Linked DNA regions of Homo sapiens: region 1 is linked to region 2. Evidence: chromatin loops called from intact Hi-C (ENCODE). Cell type or tissue: endothelial cell of umbilical vein. All regions are shown on one strand. Each heading gives the region's core, and the rest is flanking DNA. Links, peaks and the distances in the headings are about the cores only.

Evidence for each region. Peaks named below come from ENCODE experiments on the same cell type or tissue, not always from the same donor. Only the 100,000 strongest peaks of a DNase experiment are listed, where the experiment ranks them.
Region 1: it touches region 2 in a loop (5-fold over the local background); 1 of 110 quality-filtered maps calls a loop at or near these places.

The regions. Positions count from the first base shown.
Region 1 is chr11:60,158,291-60,161,214 of GRCh38, reverse strand. LINC02705 (long intergenic non-protein coding RNA 2705) reads left to right here. Exons shown (of 4, transcript XR_950142.1): 2 at 359-490; 3 at 833-936; 4 at 1,346-1,974. Among named protein-coding and RNA genes, the nearest start is that of LINC02705, 4.6 kb to the left of the region's middle. In endothelial cell of umbilical vein, for the core only: no CTCF peak of the experiment used is centred there; DNase peaks (open chromatin) are centred at 1,164 and 1,754; H3K27ac peaks cover 1,799 bases.
Region 2 is chr11:60,098,935-60,101,858 of GRCh38, reverse strand. No RefSeq gene overlaps it. Among named protein-coding and RNA genes, the nearest start is that of MS4A2, 12 kb to the right of the region's middle. In endothelial cell of umbilical vein, for the core only: no CTCF peak of the experiment used is centred there; DNase peaks (open chromatin) are centred at 308 and 1,148; H3K27ac peaks cover 1,859 bases.

The DNA.
Region 1 (2,924 bases), core at 175-2,674, 59 kb before region 2:
CTGAACTAAACAAACCTTACAAATTGACAAAATGAAAAGGGACTGAATAAAGCTGTTCATTATTGGAAGGAAAAAAAACACAAAAATGTTATCATTACTTATGTATTAGGTTGGTGCAAAAGTCACTGCGGTTTTTGCCATTAAAAGTAATGGCAAATATATAAATAAATAATAGTAAGATTAATTGCAGTATCCTGTGTTGGACAAGAGAACAGACAATGCATACATTTTTATCTTCCTGCAAGATATCTCAAGTTTGGAGTCTCGGAGGTGGGGAAGGAATTAATGTGCAATGATGTTAGAAAGGCCTTCACCCTGAGAAGATGCACCTCCTCACAGGATGTTTTTTACTCTCCAGGAGGCTCAGATCCTGATTGGGCTGATGACACGATGCCTGCGTCTCACAATGGCGCTTTTTGTTTCAACTGTTTATGCAGTTGGAGTTCTCCATATAATTAATATGAACTATCATTTATGGGGATCCTTCTCAGTGAGTACTAGTCATTGTTCTACTACTTCTAATTTCAGGTATCTGCAAATGACTTCATCATTTTCTCTTGAAAATCTATGCATTAATTTTAAATACCAAACTTGGACAATTGTTTGGGTAAATAATATTGACAAAAGAGTGGGAGAAGGTAGGAGATTATTTTAGGAAAGGGAGTGCCGATGGAAGCTCTGAGTTGATTCTCTTTAATCAGTTCTTTCCGTCTGGAGCACTGTGGAAATAGCAGCAAATCAGCCAGGAAAAACAATAGAGGTATAAATGAATTGAATAATTAGTACACAGAAGCATAACCATCATCAACACTGGGTTTGTATCCTCATTTAGGAAGAACTGCTGAATGCTGGATATGAAAGCTAATGTCTTTGAGAGTCAGTGGACAAGTCTGTAACAGGGGCTTTGCTGCTGGAAGGAAAGCGACCAAGGGTCTGGTAAGTGTCTTTTGGTTAAGCCTGAGAGTTCTAGCAAGAGACATTTCCTGAGCTGCAAGGATAAGACACATCAAACCTGGCTGGTTCTCTAAAGAGGCTCCCTAGAAATGTTCTCATGTAATCCTAATAAATTTTTCCCCTGTGACACTTAGGCAAGAATGATAGACTTAGCTCTGTGCTATGACATTCCATGTGCAATACAATCCCTGCATTGGAGCCTGATGTAATCAAGGCTTCCTCTATACCAGATGCTTCCTCCCCCCCAACATTTTTTTTTCCAGAGTGGGAGCACTGTCCAAGTTGATATCCAAATTCAAATCAACTGAGTTAAATGTCATTTTGTGGACTCTCAGAGACAGAAAGAACACGAGACTGTATATTTCCAAAAATCTTTTTCTCTCCTTTTCAGATCCAAGGCAGCCTGGGGATGAATACAGTCAGTGCCACCACAGCAGGAACAGGCACAGTTCTGATGGCTGTGGAAGTAATATATATCTTTTTAAGAAGAATTTGTATCTCTACTTATAGCACATTTTTTTCTGTAGTAAGTACTGTTGCACTAATACAATAATATAAATAGGTTTTATATTCAGGAGGTTTCCTTGTGAATTCTCACCATGGAGCTAACTGGAGTCATTGGACTTATACATATTGGACTATCTCTTGAAATTTACAGGATTTGGGCTTTTGAACCATGCCAGGAATAACGTACCGAAAAAAAAATAACCTCTTCTCTCTGACCACTCTGATGTTGTGTGCTTGGACAATGGAAAATGTTGTAAGGACTCAGAGTCCAGGGAGCACTTCCCTCTTGATTTGAAACACTAGCTGAAGAGAAAACAGAAAACTGACAGCTGTAGCTACACCATAATTTCCAAGGATTCTGAGCAACAAGCTAAGATGACTGGGTCATATACATTCATTTTCCTCAATGGCATCCACAGTGAGTGAGAAGTTCAGGGAGTTAAATGCAGGCTGTTGTGAAATAAGAAGCAACTGGTTTTAAAGACTAAAAGATACTTCTAAGCCAAACAAAAGCAAAACAAAACAAACAAAATACTATGAGGTGTAGGGATGGCTAAAACAAACAAACAAAATCAGTTTAGACACTTTGTCTAATCTGCCACTCTTTTTAAATATACATATATATATTTATATATATACGTGTGTATATATATGTAATAATAGTATATCTATATCTATAGTATATCTTACTGTGGTAAGAATATTTAACATGAGATTAGCAACCTAAAGCATTTTTGTGTACAAGATATTATTGTTGACTATAGGTACAATAGTGTACACAGGATCTCCAGAGCTTACTCATCTTGCTTGACTGAAGCTTTATATCTGTTGATTAGCAACTCCCCACTTTTGCTATCCTCAGATCCTGGTAACCAGCATTTCAGCCTCTGATTCTATGAGTCACACTATTTTAGATACCTCGTATGATTGGAATCACGCAATATTTGTCTTTCTGTGACTGGTTTTTATCGTATGCATCATGGCCTCAAGGTTCATTTATGTTGCAGTATATTGCAGAATTTCCTTCTTTCTAAAGCCTTAAAAAGGCCTTTCTTCATTATTGGAAGAAAAAAAGCAAAAGCATTATTTATTTATGTATTAGGTTGGCATATACCACATTTTCATATTTTGGCTACCATGAATAGTGATTAAATGAACATAGGAGTGCTAATATCTCTTGGGGATCCTGATTTTACTGTTTTGGGATTAATACCCAGAAATGGGATTGTTGGATCATATGGGAGTTATTTAAGTTTTTGAAAAAAATTATATGTCTTTCCAGAGCGGCAGCACCATTTTACATTTCCACCAACAGTGTGCAAAGGTACCAACTTCTTTACAACCTCACCAACACTTGCTTTGTTCTATAGTTGCCAGCCTGACAGGTGTGAGATAATATTTTACTGCGGTTTTGATTTTCATTTACCTGATGGTTAGTGATTTCAGTACTTTCCCATATACCT
Region 2 (2,924 bases), core at 132-2,631:
CAAAGGGAGGGAATAAATGAGGAGACCACCCCTCATATTGTCTTATGCCCAATTTCTGCCTCCAAAGAAAAAAAAAAAGTAAAAACTAAAAGGCAGAAATGAAATCCACAAGCAGACAGCCCGGTGCCACACCCTAGGCCTGGTAGTTAAAGATCGACCCCTGACCTAATCAGTTATGTTATCTGTAGATTACAGACATTGTATAAAAAAGCACTGTGAAAATCCGTATCCTGTTTTGTTTTGATCTAATTACTGGTGCATGCAGCCCCTAGTCACATACCCGCTGCTTGCTCAATCGATCATGACCCTCTCAGGCGCACCCCGTTAGAGTTGTGAGCCCTTAAAAAGGACAGGAATTGCTCACTTGGGGAGCTCGGCTCTTGAAACAGGAGTCTTGCTGATGCCCCTGGCCGAATAAACCCCTTCCTTCTTTAACTCAGTGTCGGAGGAGTTTTGTCTGTGGTTTGTCCTGCTACACGCCCACCTCTGCCTCCCAAAGTGCTGGGATTATAGGTGTGAGCCACCACAACCAGCCCGGCTTTATTCACTTTCTTACTCTCGTATAGGATTTGGAATTCCAGTTCAAATTTTCCAGTTTAATTGTTGATTTCTCATGGTACCTGCTCATGCCAGAAAAACTCTGTACGTTCTAGTAACATCTTCTATTTGCCTAAGTGGATCTTTCTCTCCTCTCTCCCTTTTTGCACATGAACTTCTGAAGGACAGCATTTATAGCAATTCATATTTTCTGTTCTGTGTCTTAGCAAAATGTCTGGAATCTAACAGGGCATCGGCTCTTATTCAGGTCTGTTGCCATATCCATAGAATCATGTTAGATAAAATATCAATTTATTTACAAATGGCAAAACATGGCAGCACCATTGTCTATCCTAGGACACTTGTCTCTAAAAAAAAAAAAAAAAAAAAAAAATCATTGAACAATAGCATACCATGTAAGAAACCACTCTTAACATTCTCATATAGACCAATTGCCAGCCCTCCTTCTGCCCAGCCTAAATCTATCCCCAGGACAAGGCCTTACAGCAGCACAAAACAGATTCCAATCCAAAAATTTTATATAGGGCCACCAAATAACAAGAGGAAATGAGCTGTTTTCTCTGGGCACCTTTTACGCACTGTTTAGTGTTAGAGCCAAAAATTGATCTTGGCTCTCTCTCTTCCTTCTGTTTTTTACAGATTGAGCCTCTTGTACTGTTTTTCAACCAGTTCCTTCCTGATAGGCAGACATGGTGGGTTAAGATATTTCTCACTGATGAAGAAAGTTGATATGCTTTTACAGGTTTCCCAAAACTCATCTGATAGCATTTTCCCTAGAGCCTCTTTCCATCTACCTCTCTGCCTTTTTGGGACTAAGATAACATCATTTTGTAATATATGTTTTTTACAGTTCAATTTATTTGGAAGTAGTCTATGTGAAGGTTACTAATAATTACATTCCCTGATCTTACCCAGGGTCTTAAGCCCACTTTTTCCAACCGGAGTTAAGGGATAGGTGAATATTGCCAAACGTTCCTGAGAAGCTGACAGTGTCTCTTTTCCTAATTTCAAGTTCAGGATTACACATCAATGTCTATAAATGAAAAAACAGGTTCCATTCATCATTCGAGAAACCGGGCTAAATGATTTTTGAACATGCACAATATTATGTTTAATATATCCATTTAAGAAACAGAAGAAAACTAAGATAGAATAAAATGATTGGCCAAGATCATACAGCCAATACCTAATATAGCTACTGCAATTTGCTTCTGCGTATATTGTATTCCAAAATCCACCATCTTAATAATCCATGACCCCCAATATTGTTCAACAAAACCCTATGCTGGAACTCCCAGATAGAGGCTATTTGGAGATGTAAGTTCAGCTCACTTAACTGTTTGTAGAGTGAACAGAGGTTTTCCAGTGGAGGGAAATACTCATGTAACACAGAGAGATACTAACGAGGGAGCCTCACACTCTGGGATATATAGATTTACCCCAACACTCTAAATCAAGTTACAATTAAAAATATGGTACCCTGTCTCATTAGTTGTTTATATAAGTAGATTCATGTCTATAGCGGGAATTGTTACCTATTATATACTTATAATGGGAATTATTTGGGAAATTTTCTTTCTTTTTTTATTTTTTATTTTTTTTGAGACAGAGTCTCGCTGTGTCACCCAGGATGGAGTGCAGTGGCGCAATCTCGGCTCACTGCAAGCTCCCGGGTTCACGTGATTCTCCAGCCTCAGCCTCCCAAGTAGCTGGGACTACAGGTGCCCACCACCACGCCCGGCTAATTTTTAGTATTTTTAGTAGAGACGGGGTTTCACCGTGGTCTCTATCTCCTGACCTCGTGATCTGCCAGCCTCGGTCTCCCAAAGGGGAAATTTTATTTCTAAGACAATTTTTAGGAAAAAAACCCTTTGATTAGCATTTTTCAGAGGGATTTAGAAAAATATTATTGTTGCAGGTGTCCTGCTACACCACACACTTCTTTTTTTTTTTTTTTTTTTTTTTTTTTGAGACGCAGTCTTGCTCTTTTGCCCAGGAGGGACTGCAGTGGCGCTATCTCGGCTCACGGCAAGCTCCGCCTCCCTGGTTCATGCCATTCTCCTGCCTCAGCCTCCCGAGTAGCTGGGACTACAGGCGCCCGCCACCACGCCTGGCTAATTTTTTGTATTTTTTAGTAGAGACGGGGTTTCACCGTGTTAGCCAGGATGGTCTCGATCTCCTGACCTCGTGATCCACCCGCCTTGGCCTCCCAAAGTGCTGGGATTACAGGCGTGAGCCACCACGACCGGCATCACTTCTTTACCCAAAGTGGAGAGCTACTCCTTTGAAAATATGTCCACCAAATAGTTCTGATTGCTGTTGCTATCTCAACCACAAACTAAGTAATTGTGATTACCAAAAATCCT